Linked DNA regions of Homo sapiens: region 2 is linked to region 1. A link is an interaction called in ENCODE POLR2A ChIA-PET data of the cell type or tissue named here. Cell type or tissue: PC-9. All regions are shown on one strand. Each heading gives the region's core, and the rest is flanking DNA. Links, peaks and the distances in the headings are about the cores only. Region 1 overlaps AXDND1 (axonemal dynein light chain domain containing 1). Region 2 overlaps RALGPS2 (Ral GEF with PH domain and SH3 binding motif 2).

What was found. Peaks named below come from ENCODE experiments on the same cell type or tissue, not always from the same donor. Only the 100,000 strongest peaks of a DNase experiment are listed, where the experiment ranks them.
Region 2: POLR2A ChIA-PET joins it to region 1 with 5 read pairs; 2 of 35 experiments call an interaction of 5 or more read pairs at or near these places.

The regions. Positions count from the first base shown.
Region 1 is chr1:179,513,071-179,522,251 of GRCh38, reverse strand. The region is part of intron 21 of AXDND1 (axonemal dynein light chain domain containing 1); the gene reads right to left. Among named protein-coding and RNA genes, the nearest start is that of NPHS2, 58 kb to the left of the region's middle. RefSeq lists an enhancer at 4,161-5,360. In PC-9, for the core only: no CTCF peak of the experiment used is centred there; a DNase peak (open chromatin) is centred at 5,141.
Region 2 is chr1:178,761,916-178,771,096 of GRCh38, reverse strand. The region is part of intron 1 of RALGPS2 (Ral GEF with PH domain and SH3 binding motif 2); the gene reads right to left. Among named protein-coding and RNA genes, the nearest start is that of RALGPS2-AS1, 40 kb to the right of the region's middle. In PC-9, for the core only: CTCF peaks have their summits at 2,386 and 2,586 (motif pointing left); no DNase peak of the experiment used is centred there.

The DNA of each region.
Region 1 (9,181 bases), core at 2,560-7,559:
ATTGGAGGGCAAATTAGTGAACTGGATAGTAAGCCAGAAAAATTATTCAGGATGCAATGCAGAGAAATAGAGAGAGAATATGAAAGAAGGTTAAGAGACATGGGGGATTGATTCCAACACACATTCATTTAGAGTTCTAGAAGGAAAGAAGAGAGCAAATGCAGTAGAGGCAATATTTGAATAGATGACTGAGAATTTTCCAGATCTAACAAAAGATACCAAATTAAAGATTCAGGAAATCAAGAGAATCCCAAGCAAAATTTAAAAGAAAAGAAAATCCATCTCCACATTAATCAGAGCAAAGACAAAAAGACGACCTTAAAAATAGAGAGAAGAGATGAATTCACTTCAAAGGAACTGACAGCTGGATTCTCAATGGTCAGTTCAATAACAACAAAATCCAGAAAACAGTAAAAATAATAACGATGTGCTGAGAGAAAAGAATACCATCCCAGAATCAATAGCATACCCAGCAAAAAAAAAAAAAAAAAAATGTAAGAATGAGGGTGAAATAAAGGCATTTTCAGACAAACAAAAACTGAGTTTGCCACCAGGATATCTTCACTAAAGAAAATTCTACAGGTTAAGGTAGAAGACAAATGACCCAAGGTGGATATCTGAGACTTTTGAAGAAAGAACAAATAAATTAAATTATAAATCAGCTCCAATGCCAGCATATTTCTTAAAGGTAAATCACTAAAGGCATTCCTGCTAAAGTCAGAAACAAGAAAAGGATGCTTGTTATCTCCACTACTATTTAATATTGAATTAGAAGAATTATTCAATATAATTAAAAAAGAAAAAGCAACTAGAAGTATCAGAATTGAAAAGAAAGAGGTAAAACTATCCCTATTTGTAGGTGATTTGATTAAGTATCTAGAAAACCCCAAAGAATCCACTGAAAAACTACTAAAAACAGTAAGAGGAAGAGCAGCAGGAGGAGGAGAGAGAAATACAGTAAGAGAATTTAGTAAAGTCACAGCATATAAAATTAAAATAGGAATGGTGGTGAACATCTGTAAGCCCAGCACTTTGGGAGGCTGAGGCAGGAGGATCACTTGAGCCCAGGAATTCAAGCCAGCCTAGGCAACATAGCAAGACCCTGTCTCTGCGAAATTAAAAATTAGCCAGGCATGGTGCCACGCACCTATAATCCCACATAGTCCGGAGGCTGAGGTGGGAGGACTTCTTGAGCACAGGAAGTCAAGGCTGCAGTGAACCATAACTGGACCGCTGAACTCCAGCCTGGGTGACAGAGTATGATCCAATCTCAAAAAATAAAACAAAATTAAATTAAATTAAATTAAAATACAGAAATTGATTATATATATATAGTCTGTATATATATAATATATATAAATATGCTGTATATATATATAACTGTATATATATATACAGTTACTAGTTAGAAGATATAATGGAAAAGAATGTCTCATTTAAAATAGCAAAAAATAAAATATTCAGGCATAAACCTAATAAGAAACGTACAAAATAAGCAAACAAATAAGATATGATTTAAAGGCATAAAAGTAGACATCCTATATTCCATATTCTTGGATAATACAATTCAGCATCATAAACATGTCTACTCTAAGTTAATATATAAATTTAATATTATGCTAGTTTTAAAAAATCTTATTTTTAAGAACTAGCTTATAAAGTTATATAGAAAAATAGCCAGGTGCAGTGGTGCATGCCATAGTCCCAGCTACTCTGGAGGCTGAGGCAGGAGGATCACTTAAGCCCAGGAGTTTGAGACCAGCCGAGGCAACATCAAGACCCTGTCTCTAAAAAATAAATAAATAAATAAAAGGAAGAATAAGTAAGCAAGAATAGCAATGAAATGCCTGAAAAAGATCAGTGATGAGGGCTGGTCCTACCAGATATGAAAATGTATCGTAAGAAAGTCAAACTATCCCTGTTTGCAGATGACATGATCCTATATCTAGAAAACCCCATTGTCTCAGCCCAAAAGCTTCTTAAGCTGATAAACAACTTCAGCAAAGTCTCAGTATACAAAATCAGCATGCAAAAATCACTAGCATCCCTATACATTAACAATAGTCAAGCCAAGAGCCAAATCACAAATGAACTCCCATTCACAATTGCCAGAAAAAGAATAAAATACCTTAGGAATATAGCTAACTAGGAAGGTGAAAGATCTCTAAAAGGAGAACTACAAACCACTGCTCAAAGAAATCACAGATGACACAAATGGAAAAACATTCCATACTCATAAAAAGGAGGAATCAATATCGTTAAAATGGCCATACTGGCAAGGGCAATTTATAGATTCAATGCTATTCCTATCAAACTACCATTGACATTCTTCACAGAACTAGAAAAAAACTATTTTAAAATTCATAAGGAATCAAGAAGAAGCCTGAACAGTGAGGCAATCCTAAGAAAAAGAACAAAGCCGAAAGCATCACACTACCCAACTTCAAAGTATAGTACAGGGCTACAGTAACCAAAACAGCATGGTATAATACAAGAACAGACACATACACCAATGGAACAAAATGGAGAACCCAGAAATAAGACTTCACACCGACAAACCATCTGATCTTCAACAAAGCTGACAAAAACAAGCAATAGGGAAAGAATTCCCTATTCAGTAAATGGTGCTGGGATAACTGGATAGCCATATGGAGAAAACTGAAACTGGAACCCTTCCTTATGCCATATACAAAAATTAACTGAAGATGGGATTAAAGGCTTAAATGTAAAACCCAAAACTATAAAAACCCTGGAAGACAACCTTGGCAATACCATTCTGGACATAGAAACGGGAAAAGATTTCACAATGAAGATGCCAAAAACAATTGCAACAGAAGCAAAAATTGACAAATGGCATATCTAATTAAACTAAAGAGCTTCTGGACAGTAAAAGAAACTATCCATAGAGTAAACAGACAACCTACAGAATGGGAGAAAATTTTTGCAAACTATGTATCCGACAAAGGTCTAATATCCAACATCTATGAGGAACTTAAACAAATTTACAAGCAAAAAACAACCCCATAAAAAAGTGGGCAAAGGACATGAACAGACAGTTTTGAAAAGACAAAAATGTGGCCAATAATCATATGAGAAAAAGCTCAACATCACTGATCATTAGAGAAATACAACTCAAAACCATAATGAGCTACCATCTAACACCAGTCAGAATGGCAACTATTATAAAGTCAAAAAATAACAGATGCTGGCAAGGTTGTGGAGAGAAAGGATCACTTATATACACTGTGGTGGGAGTGTAAATTAGTTCAGCCATGGTGGAAGACAGCGTGGTGATTCTTCAAAGATCTAAAGACAGAAATATCATTTGACCCAGCAATCCCATTACTAAGTATATACCTGAAGGAATATAAATCATTCTATGATAAAGACACATGCATGCATATGTTCACTGCAGCACTATACACAATAGCAATGACATGGAACTAACCTAAATATCCATCAATGATAGACTAGATAAAGAAAATGCAGTACATATACACCATGGAATACTATGCAGCCATAAAAAAGAATGAGATCATGTCATTTGCAGGGACATGGATGGAGCTAGAGGCCATTATTCTTAGCAAACTAACACAGGAAGAGAAAACCAAATACTACATTTTCCCTGTTAAGTGGGACCTAAATGATGAGACCACATGGACACACAAAGGGGAACAATACATACTGGGGCCTTTCGGATGGTGGAGGATGGACAGAGGGAGAGGATCAAGAAAAACAGCTAATGGGTACTAGGCTCAATACCTAGGTGATGAAATAATCTGTACAACAAACCTCCATGACACAAGTTTACCTTTGTGACAAACCTGCACATGTACCCCGAACTTAAAAGTCAAAAAAAAAAAAAAGAAAAAGGAAAATGTATCATAAAGCCTCAATAATTAAAATATTGTGGTAATGACCCACTAATAGACAGATCAATAGAAAAGAATAGAAAATCAAAAAATAGACTTAGGTTGAATACAGCTGTTTTTAAATGTTGGAAATATTATCATATGGAAGACAAATCAGCCCTGTTCATATTAACCAGAAAAGACTGAACTAGGACCAGTTCGCAGAAAAAGCTAAAGCTACGAGGAGACATATTACATTTAGTTCAATAGAAAGAATTAATGTTCTAATACTCAGTGCTCACCAAAAATGAATGGAGTCTTTCTGAAAGTAGTTCTCTGTCACTTCAGATATTCAAACTTAAGCATAATGATCAAGTATGGATGTTATATTAAGACTCATCATCAGATAAAAGAGAAGATCATCCTGGTGGATGGGAAGTAGGACTAGATTGTAGCTCCAACTCAGATGGACAGAGCAGTGTGTGGAGGCTCACGTGAGAAATTTTAGCTCCAGAATGACTGCAAGAACAAAGCAGGAATCCCGAGAGGACCCAAAGACCCTCCGAAGGCAGTGGACTGCTCCTGCAGGACCTGGGAGACACCCCAAATACTGTGAGTGCCCAAACTGCGAAAGTGGGAAAGGGAGACCCTCCACTCCCAAACACACCCCCACTGGGGAAACTGAAGGTCTGGTTTGCAGGAGAAGTTTCCAACCTTACCTGGAGCTGAGTCAATTTAGAGAGCCGAGCAAAATACAGGGGTAGAGGAAGCAGCAGGAAAGGCTCTGGGAGTTCGCAGGGTCCCCAAGCAGGCCATTCCTGCCTGGCACCACAGGGATCCTTCGGGAGGGCGGCCAGAGGCACAGGGGAAAACGCCCCAAGGAGAAGGAAGTCTCCAGCTGAACTTTGTAACAATTTGAATCGGGCGAGGTGCCTCCCGCTAGAACTCAGGGGAGGGCATGAATCCAGTGTACAGACTCCACAGGGGGAAGAACAACCAAAACTCTTTTCTTTTGCAGCTGGGAGGCAGGTAGCATGGGACAAGTTCTCAAGTCCTGCTTGCCCACTGCCTGGAAACAGCCTTAAGGCTGTTAGTAGGGGCATGGTGGGAGTAAGACCAGCCCTTCAGATTGTGTGGAGACCAGGTGAGGTCTGTGACCGCCTGCTTTCCCCCACTTCCCTGACAACCTGCATGACTCAGCAGAGGCAGCCATAATCCTCCTAGGTACATAACTCCACTGACCTGGGAAACTCACCCCCATTCCCCACAGCAGCCACAGCAAGACCTGCCCAAGAAGAATCTGAGCTCAGACACGCCTAGCCCTGCCCCGACCTGGTAGCTGAAGACAAAGGGTGGGTAGGGTATATGAAGAAATATACTCTTGGGAGTTCTGGGGCTCTGCCCACCACCAGTTCCTCTCCATACTATCACAGCTGATGCTCTTTGGAAAGTGCCACCTCCCGGCAGGAGACCAAGCAGCACAAAAACAGAACATTAAACCACCAAAGCTAAGAACCCTCACGAACTGTTTCACCCCCGCTGCCACCTCCACTAGAACAGGTGCTGGTATCCACGACTGAGGGAGCCATAGACGGTTCACATCACAGGACTCTGTGCAGATAACCCCCAGCACCAGCCCAGAACCAGGTAGGCTTGCTGGGTGGCTAGACCAAGAAGAGAGATAACAATTACTACAGTTCAGCTCATAGGAAGCCACATCCATAGGAAAAGGGGGAGAGTACTACATCAAGGGAGAACCCCATGGGACAAAAGAATCTGAACAAAAGACTTCAGCTCTATACCTTCCCTCTGACAGAGCCTACCCAAATGAGAAGGAACCAGAAAACCAACTCTGGTACTATGACAAAACAAGGCTCTTTAACACCCCCAGAAAATCACACTAGCTCACCAGCAATGGTTCCAAACCAAGAAGAAATCCCTGATTTACATGAAAAAGAATTCAGGATGTTAGTTATTAAGCTAATCAGGGAGGCACCAGAGAAAGGCGAAGCCCAATGCAAGGAAATCCAAAAAAATGATACAAGAAGGAAAGGGAGAAATATTCAAGGAAATAGATGGCATAAAGAAAAAGCAATCAAAACATCAGGGAAATTGGGCACACTTACAGAACTGCAAAATGCTCTGGAAAGTCTCAGCAATAGAATTGAACAAGTAGAAGAAAGAAATTCAGAGCTCGAAGACCAGGTCTTCGAATTAACCCAATCCAACAAAGACAAAGAAAAAAGAAAAAGAAAATATGAACAAAGCCTCCAAGAAGTCTGGGATTATGTTAAATGACCAAACCTAAGAATAATTGATGTTCCTCATAGTGTACTTATACAAATGGAGGGTATAGCCCACCACACACACCTTGGCTATATGATATAACCTTTTGCTCCCAGGCTATAAACCTGTACAGCATGTACTACACTGAATACTGTAGGCAACTGTAACACAATGGTTTGTATCTGTGTATCTTAACATAGAAAAGGTATAGTAAAAATACAGTCTTATAATCTTATGGGACTGCTATCTTATCTGCAGTCTGTTGTTAACTAAAACATCCTTATGCAGTGCATGACTGTATCTTGCAATTTCTTAACTTTTGCCAATATGATGAGTAAAAAAAATGAACCCTCATTTGTACTTTAACTTACATTATAATTTTTTTGTGGATTAAAAAAAAGAATAATTGATGTTCCTGAGGAAGAAAAGAAATCTAAAAGTTTGGAAAACATATTTGGGGGAATAATTGAGGAAAACTTCCCTGGCCTCGCTAGAGATCTAGACATCCAAATACAAGAAGCACAAAGAACACCTGGGAAATTCATCGCAAAAAGATCATCACCTAGGCACGTTGTCATCAGGTTATCTAAAGTTAAGACGAAGAAAAGAATCTTAACATCTGTGAGACAAAAGCATCAGGTACCCTATAAAGGAAAACCTAACAGATTAACAGCAGTTTTCTCAGCAGACACCCTACAAGCTGGAAGGGATTGGGGCCCTATCTTCAGCCTCCTCAAACAAAACAATTATCAGCCAAGAATTTTGTATCCAGCGAAACTAAGCATCATATATGAAGGAAAGATATAGTCTTTTCCAGACAAACAAATGCTGAGAGAATTCGCCACTACCAAGCCACCACTACCAAGAACTGCTAAAAAGAGCTCTAATCCTGGAAACACATCAAAACAGAAGCTCTTTAAAGCATAAATCACACAGGACTTATAAAACAAAAAAAATGAAAATTTAAAAAGCAAAAATAAAAAACAAAAAACCAAGGTACAAAGTCAACAAATAGCACGATGAATGGAATGGTATCTCACATCTCAATAGTAACATTGAATGTAAATGGCTTAAATGCTCTACCTAAAAGATACAAAACTGCAGAATGGATAAGAACTCACCAACCATCTGCTCCCTTCAGGATACTCACCTAACACATAAGGACTACATAAACTGAAATAAAAAGGTTGGAAAAAGCATTTCATGCAAATGGACACCAAAAGCGAGCAGGGGTAGCTATTCTTATATCAGACAAAACAAACTTTAAAGCAACAGCAGTTGAAGAGACAAAGAGGGACATTATATAATGGTAAAGGCCTTGTCCAACAAGAAAATATCACAATCCTAAACATATATGCACCTAACACTGGTGCTCCCAAATTTGTAAAACAATTACTAACAGACCTAAGAAATGAGATAGACAGCAATACATAACAGTGGGGGACTTCAATACTCCACTGACAGCACTAGACAGGACATCAACACAAAAAGTCAACAAAGAAACAATGGATTTAAACTATACCTTGGAACAAATGGACTTAGCAGATATATACAAAACATTTTCTCCAACAACCACAGAATACACATTCTATTCAACAGTGCACAGAACCTTCTCCAAGATAGACCATGTGATAGGCCACTAGATGAGCCTCAATAAATTTAAGAAAATTGAAATTATATCAAGCACTCTCTCAGAGTGGAATAAAATTGGAAATCAACTCCAAAAGGAACCTTCAAGACCATGCAAATACATGGACGTTAAATAACCTGCTCCTGAATGATCATTTGGTCAAAAACAAAACTCAGACGGAAATTAAAAATTCTTTGAACTGAACAACAATAATGACACTACCTATCAAAACCTCTGGGATACAGCAAAGGCTGTGCTAAGAGAAGAGTTCATAGCATTAAATGCCTATATCAAAAAGACGGAAAGAATACAAACCGACATTCTAAGGTCACACCTCAAGGAACTAGAGAAACAAGAACAAACCAAACCCAAACCCAGCAGAAGAAAGGAAATAACCAAGATCAGAGCAGAATTAAATGAAATTGAAATAAACAAACAAAAAAAATACAAAAGATAAATGAAACAAAAAGCTAGTTCTTGGAAAAGATAAATAAATTTGATAGACTATTAGCAAGATTAACCAAGAAAAGAACAGAAAAAATCCAAATAACCTAATTAAGACACAAAACTGGACATATTACAACTGACACCGCTGAAATACAAAAGATCATTCAAGGCTACTAAGAACATCTTTATGCACATAAACTAGAAAACCTAGAAGAGATGGATAAATTCCTGGAAAAATACAACACTCCTAGCTTAACTCAGAAAGAATTAGATACCCTGAACAGACCAATAGCAAGCACCAAGATTTAAATGGTAATTAAAAAATTACCAACAAAAAAAAAGTCCAGGACCAGAAGGATTCACAGCAGAATTCTACCAGACATTCAAAGAATTGATACCAATCCTTTTGACACTATTCCACAAGATAGAGAAAAAAGGGAACCTTCCCTAATTCATTCTATGAAGGCAGAATCACCCTAATACCAAAACCAGGAAAGGACATATCTAAAAAAGAAAACCACAGACTGACATCCCTGATAAACACAGACACTAAAATCTTTAACAAAATACTCGCTAACTGAATCCAACAACATATCAAAAAGATAATCCACCATGATCACGTGGGTTACATAGCAGGGATGCAGGGATGGTTTAACATACACAAGTCAATAAATGTGATACACCACATAAACAGAATTAAAAACAAAAGTCACATGATCATCTCAATAGATGCAGAAAAAGCATTCAACAAAATCCAGCATCCCTTTATGATTAAAACTCTCAGCAAAATCAGCATACAATGGACATAACTCAATGTATTAAAAGCCATCTATGGCAAATCCACAGCAAACATAATATTGGATGGGGAAAGCTGAAAGCATTCTCTCTGAGAACTGGAATGAGACAAGGATACCTACCCACTCTCACCACTCCTCTTCAACATAGAACTGGAAGTCCCAGCCAGAGC
Region 2 (9,181 bases), core at 1,643-6,642, 750 kb after region 1:
GAGGCCGAGGCAGGTGGATCACCTGAGATCAGGAGTTCGAGACCAGCGTGGCCAACATGGTGAAACCCCGTCTCCACTAAAAATACAAAATTTAGCTGGGCGTGGTGGCCGGCGCCTGTAATCCCAGCGACTAGAGAGGCTGAGGCAGGAGAATAGCTTGATCCCGCGACGGGGAGGTTGCAGTGAACCGAGATAGTGCCACTGCACTCCAGCCTGGGCAACAAGAGCAAAACTCCGTCTCAAAAAAAAAAAAAAAAACAACAACAACATAAAAAAACTTTGTTTTTAAGAAACGCAGAAGTACTAAGAGGTAAAAGGGTGGCCAGGCGCGGTGCCTCACGCCTGTAATTCCAACACTTTGGGAGGCTGAAGTGGATGGATCACCTGAGATTAGGAGTTCGAGACCAGCCTGGCCAACATGGTGAAACCCTGTCTCTACTAAAAATACAAAAATTTGCCAGGCCTGGTGGTGGGTGCCTATTGTACCAGCTACTCGGGAGGCTAAGGATGCAGTAAGCCAAGATTGCACCACTGCACTCCAGCCTGGGCGAGAGTGCAAGACTGTCTCAGAAAAAAAAAAAAAAAAAAAGTATGAAGTATGCAAACTAATCTTAAATATTTCAGGAAAACAGTATGTATACGTGTGACAGAGAAAATAAAGTGAATGATAAAGATAATGTGGCATCTTTTTCCCCCCAACATGGTTGATTAGAGGCTTTTAGCATGCATCAGCCACTTGGAAATATCAAGATAGTGCATAAAGATCAACTGTGGGCTGGGCATGGTGGCTCAAGCCTGTAATTCCAGCACTTGGGGAGGCCGAGGTGGGTGGATTGCTTCACTTCTGCTTAGGAGTTCAAGACCAGCCTGGGTGACATGGTAAAATCCTATCTCTAAAAACAAAAACAAAAAATCAGCCAGGCATGGTGGTGTGCACCTGTAGTCCCAGCTACTTAGGACACTGAAGCAGGAGAATCACCTGAGCCTGGGAGGCTGAGGCTGCAGTGAGCCGTGATCATGCCACAGCACTCCAGCCTAGGCAAGAGAGTGAGACCTTGTCTCAAAAAAAAAAAAAAAAGAAGCAATCGACTCTGTAAGCTTTAATTCAGGAAGGAAAACAGAAACCCAGTGGAATCATAAACGACACCCAGAGCCTGGGAAGGAGAACACAGGCTGATAAAAGTGAGTGAGGCCCCAGTATGCAAGAAAGGCAGAGAGCCTCTCTCTGTGACACTTTTTCCCTGGGCATCTGAGCAACCCAGGCCAAGGAATAGAACATTGTTGCTCCTAATCCCTGAAGCTAACTGGGGTGTTGGAACTGTGCTTTCCCCCACTGCAGGCCTTGGATGCGTGGGGAGAGCTGCTACAGCTGCACTTTCTCCCGGACAATGAGACGTGCAGCCAGGGCCAGCTTCATGACCTGAAACCAGTCTATGTATATCACTGCTGGGTACCCCAGCAAGCTCTCCTAAGATCGTGGTGCAGCAGGGCCCTCTCCACTCCACCTCAGGCATAAATCCAGAAATTTGGAGCACCCACTTGCCTGGACCAGCAGCCTGGGCCACCCTACCCTTCATGGACATTGATCATAGTGCAGCAGGGCCCTCTCTGCTTCATACCCAGGCAGATCTCCAGGTATTCAGAGCATCCCTTTCCAAGGATCAGCAGGCTAAACCAACCTACACCCTTTCTATGCATAGATTATGGTGCAGTAGGGCCCTCTCTACTGCACGCTTAGGCAGATCTCCAAGCATTTGGAGCACCTGCTTGCATGGACTAGCAGCCTGAGTCACCCCATCCTTCTTGTGCATGGTGGGTCCTCTCCACTTCATACCCAGGCAGATCTCCAGGCATTCAAAGCACTCACTTGCCTGCTTCAGCAGCCTGACCTGCCCCACCCTTCCTGGGTATATATTGTGGTGCAGCAGGGCCTCTCTGCTCTATGGCCAGGAAGACCTCCAGGCATTCAAAGCACTCATTTGCTGGGATTGGTAGCCTGAACAGCCCCACCTTTCCTGTGCAGAGATCCAGGTGCAGGGGTCCCCATCTCTGCTTCATATCCAGGCAGATCTCCAGGCATTTGGAGCACCTGCTCATCTGGAACAGCAGCCTGAGCCACCCTACCATTCCTGTGCAGAGATCCTGGTGCATGGGTGGCTATCTCTGCTCCATGCCCAGGTCCCAGGCATATCTCCAAGCATCTGGAGCACCCACTCTCCTGGATTATGAGTTTAGGCCACTCCTATCTATGTGTAGAGAACTTGGGGTCAAGGAGGTTTCTCAGTTCCACACCTGGACACACTTCTGGGCGTCTGGTGGCCACCCACTGGATTCTCCTTTGGCCTTGGTTCTTGTGCCTGCCACTGGGGGACCCGTAGGTGGACCTGCTTGGTCCAGCCCTGCCCACCTTCCACCCCTCCCAGCACCTCCCCAGGACTGAGGAGGGAGCACAGACCACTGTTTACTCCACAAATCAGCCCACTGCCTGAGGCAACAGAGAGCATCTCCCAGTAAACAAGGATCAAGTGTACACCCAGCCACTTTGGCCACAGCTAGCTCTTACCCGTAAGCGCCATCTACTGGCTGATAGGTAGAACTGCATATCCCAATTAAAAACCTGCCAACAGAAGTGCTTATGGTTACAGAAGCAAAGTCAAAAGACCCTACCCAGCATTCTCTATAGTCACACCCCCTAGGGAGTGGGGAAAGGGAAGGAGGAAAAAATAATATCACAGAAAAAGAAGGAAAAAATTCTACCTGCACAAAAATAATTACAAAAATTGAAGTGCCAATGTCTCCAGATGAGAAGGAACCAACACAAGGATTCTGCACCATGAAAAATCTGAATACAGTGACACCACCAAAGGATCACACAAGCTCTCCAGCAATGGTCCCTAACCAAAATGGAAACTCAGAAATGACAGAAAAAGAATTCAAAGCACCGACAAAAAGGAAGCTCAACAAGATCCAAGACAAGGTCGAATATCAACACAAAGAAACTTCTAAGGCAATCTAGGAAACAAAGGAAGAGATAAACATCTTAAAAAGAAATCAGGCCAGATACAGTAGCTCACATCTATAATCCCAGCACTTTAGGAGACTGAGGTGGGGGAATCGCTATGAGCCCAGGAGTTCGAGACAGCTTCTGGCCTATAGTTGTGCTCTGTGGGAACTCAGCTGGATGGCATGGCCTCCCGTTATCCTAGAAAGCACCTAGATGGCAGGGCGGGCATCCCCACCCACCTCTGCTACTGGTAGCCAGGCAAGCTGCACCTGCTACAGCTTCTAGTCCAGTGATCCTACTTCAGCCTGAATCTGTTGAGAAGCACAGCCTCCCGTCTTCCTGGAAACACTCAGATGACAGGGTGGTCAACTCCACCCACTCCTGGCCTGGCCTCTTGTAGCCAGACAGGCCATATCTGCAACAGCTTCCAGCCCAGCAGTCCCGCTTCTGCCTGAATTCCGTAGGCAGGCACAACCCTGTGATTCCTGGGGAGCACATGAACAGCAGAATAGGGCTTACCTGGCAAGGATACGGCCTTTGCATGAGGGAGCCCCATGGATCAGAACATCCAATAAAAGAAATGCAGGCATAGAGACAGTAAACAGAGGGGGCTCCTTCACAACCCAAGAGCAGACTAGACTCAAAGCCAGTCGACTGAACCCACCTTATACCATAATCAAACCTCCAAGGGCATCCAAGAAGATAAAAGCCAAAAAAAAAAAAAAAAAAAAAAAGCCAAAGGACAGCAACTTCAGAGACTGAAGAAATATCAGCCCACATGGATGAGAAAGAACCAGTACAAAAAACTCAAAAGGCCAGACTGTCCTGTCTTAACTCCAACTACATTGGTTCCCCAGCAATTATTCATAACCTGGCTGAAATGACAGAAATAGAATTCAGAATATGTATAGGAATGAAGATAACTGACATTCAGGAAATAGTCAAAGCCCAATCAAAAAATTCTAAGAAATAGAATAAAACAATACAGGAGATAAAAGATGAAATGGTCATTTTAAGAAAGAACCAAACTAAGCTGAAGGAACTGAAAAACTCACTTCAAGAATTTCAGAAAACAATCACAAATCTTAACAGCAAAATCAACCAAGATGAGAAAAGAATTTCAGAGCTCAAAGACCTGCTCTCCAAAATAACTCAGACAAAAACAAAAAAACAATAAATATGTGATTATGTAAAGAGACCAACTCTACGACTCATTGGCATCCCTGAAAGGGAGAAAAAGCAGGCAACTTGGAAAACATTTCAAGATATTATCCATGAACATTTCCTCAACCTCACTAAAGAGGCCAACATTCAAATTCAGGAAATGCAGAGAACCCCTGAAAAATACTACACAAGAAGACCAACCCCAAGACACACAGTCATCCGATTCTCCAAGGTCAAAATGAAAGAAAAAATGTTAAAGGCAGCCAGAGAGAGCAGGTAGGTCATCTAAAAAGGGAACCCCATCAGGCTAATGGCTGTACTTTGAGCCAAAAACCTACAAGCCAGAAGAGATTGTGGGCCTATGTATTGGTTAGTTCTCACACTGCTATAAAGACACACTGACTAGGTGCGGTGGCTCACACCTGTAATCCCAGCACTTTGAGAGGCTGAGGTGGGCAGATCACTTGATGTAAGGAGTTCAAGACCAGCCTGGCCAACACAGCAAAACCCCATCTCTACTAAAAATGCAAAAAAAAAAAAAATTAGCCGGGTGTGGTAGCAGGCACCTGTAATCCCAGCTACTCGCGAGGCTGAGGTAGGAGAATCACTTGAGCCCAGGAGGTGGTTGTGCAATGAGCTGAGACTGCACTGTTGCAGGAAGTCAGGGACCCCAAATGGAAGAACCGGCTGAAGCCATGGCCGAAGAACATAAATTGTGAAGATTTCATGGACATTTATTAGTTCCCCAAATTAATACTTTTATCATTCTTACACCTGTCTTTACTGCAAACTCTGAACATAAACTGTGAAGATTTCATGGACACTTATCACTTCCCCAATCAATACTCTTGTGACTTCCTATGCCTGTCTTTACTTTAATCTCTTAATCCCGTCATCTTTGTAAGCTGAGGATGAATGTTGCCTCAGGACCCTGTGATGACTGCGTTAACTGCACAAATTGTTTAAACAATAAGAAATCTGGGCACCTTGAAAAAAGAACAGGATAACAGCGATGTTCAGGGAACAAGGGAGATAACCTTAAAGTCTGGCTGCCTGTGGGCCGGGCAGAACAGAGCCTATTTCTCTTCTTTCAAAAGCAAATAGGAGAAGTATCGCTGAATTCTTTTTCTCAGCAAGCAACATCCCTGAGAAAGAGAATGCATTACCAAAGGGAGATCTCTGAAATGGCCGCTTTGGGAATGTCTGTCTTTTATGGTTGTAGATAAGGGACGAAATAAGCCCCTGTCTCCCATAGCGCTCTCAGGCTTATTAGGAAAAGGAAATTCCCGCCTAATAAATTTTGGTCAGACCGGTTATCTGCTCTCAAACCCTGTCTCCTGATAAAATGTTATCAATGACAATGCGTGCCCGAAACTTCATTAACAATTTTAATTTCGCTCCGTTCCTGTGATCTCACCCTGCCTCCATTTGCCTTGTGATATTTTATTACCTTGTGAAGCATGTGATCTCTGTGACCCACACCTTATTCGTACACTCCCTCCCCTTTTGAAAATCACTAATAAAAACTTGCTGGTTTTGCGGCTTTGGGGGCATCACGGAACCTGCCGACATGTGAAGTCTCCCCTGGACACCCAGCTTTAAAATTTCTCTCTTCTGTACTCTTTCCCTTTATTTCTCAGACTGGCCGACATTTAGGGAAAATAGAAAAGGACCCACGTGAAATATTGGGGGCTGAAATTCCCCCGATACTGCACCACTGAACTCCAGCCTGGGCGACAGAGCAAGACTCTGTATAAAAAAAAAAAAAAGACATACCTGAGACTGGGTAATTTATAAAGAAAAGTGGTTTAATCGGCTCTGGTTGTACAGGCTGCACAAGCTTCTGCTTCTGGGGAGGCCTCAGGACACTTACAATCATGGCAGAAGGCAAAGGGGAAGCAAGCATATCTTCACATGGCCAGCAGGAGAGAGAGAGCACAAAGTGGGGATCTGGTTGTTTTACACACTGTCCAACAACCAGATCTCATGAGAACTCTATCATGAGACAGCACTAGCAGGATGGTGCTAAACCATTAGAAACCACCCCCATGATCCAATCACCTCCCACTAGGCCCCACCCCCAACACTGGGGATTACAATTCAACATGAAATTTGGGTGGGGACACAGAGCCAAACCATATCAGCCTATATTCAGCATTCTTAAAGAAAAAACTTTCCAACCAAGAACTTCATATCTAGCCAAACTAAGCTTCATAAGCGAAGAAGAAATAATATCTGTTTCAGAAAAGCAAATGCTAAGGGATTTCATTACACCAGATCTGCCTTACAAAAAGTCCTGAAGGGAGTGCTAAACATGGAAAGGAAAAACAGTTACTGGCCACTATAAAAATACACTTAAGTACACAGGCTAGTAACCCTATAAAGGCACCACACAAGTCTGCATGATAACCAGCTAGCAACATGACAAAAGGAAATAATCCACACATCGCAATACTTACCTTGAATGTAAATGGACTAAATGCTCCAATTAAAAGGCACAGAGTGGCAAACTGGATATAGAAGCAAGACCCAATTGTATGCTGTCTTCAAGAGACCCATCTCAAATGCAATGGCACCCACAAGCTCCAAGTAAAAGGATGGAGAAAAATCTACCAAGCAAATGGAAAATAGAAAAAAGCAGAGGTTGCTACTCTAATTTCAGACAAAACAGACTTTAAACAAAGATTAAAATAAATAAATAAATAAAGGGCATTACATAATGGTAAAGGGCTCAGTTCAACAAGACCTAACTATTCTAAATATATACACACACCCAAAACAGGAGCAGCCAGATCCATAAAGCAAGTTCTTAGAGACCTATGAAGAGACACAGACAAACACACAATAATAGTGGGAGATTTCAACACCTCACTGACAACAGGCAGATCATTCAGGACCTGAACTCAACACTTGATCAAATAGACCTAACAGACATTTACAGAACACTCCACACAGACAAGAGAATATACATTCTTCTCATCTGAACAAGGCACATACTTTAAAATCAACCCACAATCGGACATAAAACAATCCTCATTAAATTAAAAAAAAAAACAAAATCATACAAAGCACACTCTCATACCACAGTGTAGTAAAAATAGAAATCAATACTAAAGAAACTCAGTCAAAACTGTATAATTACATGAAAATTAAGCAACCTGTTCTGGAATGATTTCTGGGTAAATAATGAAATTAAGGCAGAAATCAAGAAATTCTTTGAAACTAATGAGAAGAAAGTACAAAGGTACAAAAATCAGTAGCACTCCTATACACCAACATCCAAACTGAGAGCCAAAGCAAAAATGTAATCCCATTCACCATAGCCGCAAAAAGAATTAAAAACCTAGGAATATAGCTAACTAGAGAGGTTTACTATCTTTACAATGAAGATTATAAAACACTGCTCAAAGAAACAGAGAGGACACAAACAAATGGAAAAGCATTCCATGTTCATGGCTAGGAAGACTCAATATTGTTTGGCCAATGGCCATGCTGCCCAAAGCAATCTAAAGATTCAATGGTATTCCTATCAAACTACCAATGACATTCTTCACAGGATTAGAAAAAACTGTTTTAAAATTCATGTGGAACCTCAAAAGAGCCCAAATAGTGAATGCAAGCCTAAGCAAAAATAACAAAGCAGGAAGCACCACATTACCCAACTTCAAACTATACCACAAGGCTACAGTAACCAAAACAGCATGACACTGCTACAAAAACAGGCACACAAACCAACGGAACAGAATAGAGAGCACAAAAATAAGGCCATACACCTACAATCTGATCTTTCACAAAGCTGACAAAAACAAGCAATGGGGAAAAGACTCCCTATTCAATAAATGGTGCTGGGATAAGTGGATAACCATATGCAGAAGACTAAAACTGGACCCCTTCCTTGTACCATATACAAATACAAAAATCAACTCAAGATGGAGTAAAGACTTAAAGGTAAAACTTAAAACTATAAAAACCCTGGAATGATAACCTAGGAAATACCATTCTGGACATAGGCCCTGGCAAAGATATCATAACAAAGACTCCAAAAGCAACTGCAACAAAAACTGACAAATGAGACCCAATTAAACTAAGGAGCTTCTGCACAGCAAAAGAAACTATCAGAGTAATCAGATACCCTAGAGAATGGAAGAAAATATTTTCAAACTATGCAACTGAAAAATATCTAATATCCAGGATCTATAAGGAACTTAAACAAATTTACAAGCAAAAAACAACCCCACTAAAAAGTGGGCAAAGGACATGAACAGATACTTCTCAAAAGACCTAAATATGGGCAATAAGCATATGAAAAAATGCTCAACATTACTATCATTAGAGAAGTGCAAATCAAAACCATAATGAGATACCATCTCATACCAGTCAGAACGGCTATTATTAAAAAGTCAAGAAATAACAGATGCTGGCAAGGCTGCAGAGAACTGGAAATGTTTATGCGCTGCTGGTGGGAATGTAAATTCGTTCAGCCACTGTGGAAAGCAGCTTGGCAATTTCTCAGAGATCCCAAAGCAGAACTGCCATTCAACCCACAATCCCACTATTTAGTATATACCCAAAAGAATATAAATTGTTCCAACACAAAGACATATGCACATGTATGTTCACTGCAGCACTACTCACAATTGCAAAGACATGGAATCAACCTAAATACCCATTAACGGTAGACTGAATAAAGAAAATATGGCATATATACATCATGGAATACTACACAGCCATAAAAAAGAGTGACATCATGTCCTTTACAGCAACATGGATGGAGCTGGAGGCCATTATCCTAAGCGAACACAGGAACAGAAAACAAAATATTGCATGTTCTTCACTAATAAATAGGAGTTAAACACTGAGTACAGTGGGCACAAAGAGGGGAACAACTGACACCAGGGCCTACTTGAGGGTGGAGGGTGGAAGAAGAGTGAGGATTGAGAAACTACCTACTGGGTACTATGCTTATTACCTGGGCAATGAAACAAATCTATACATCAAACCCCTCAAAACACA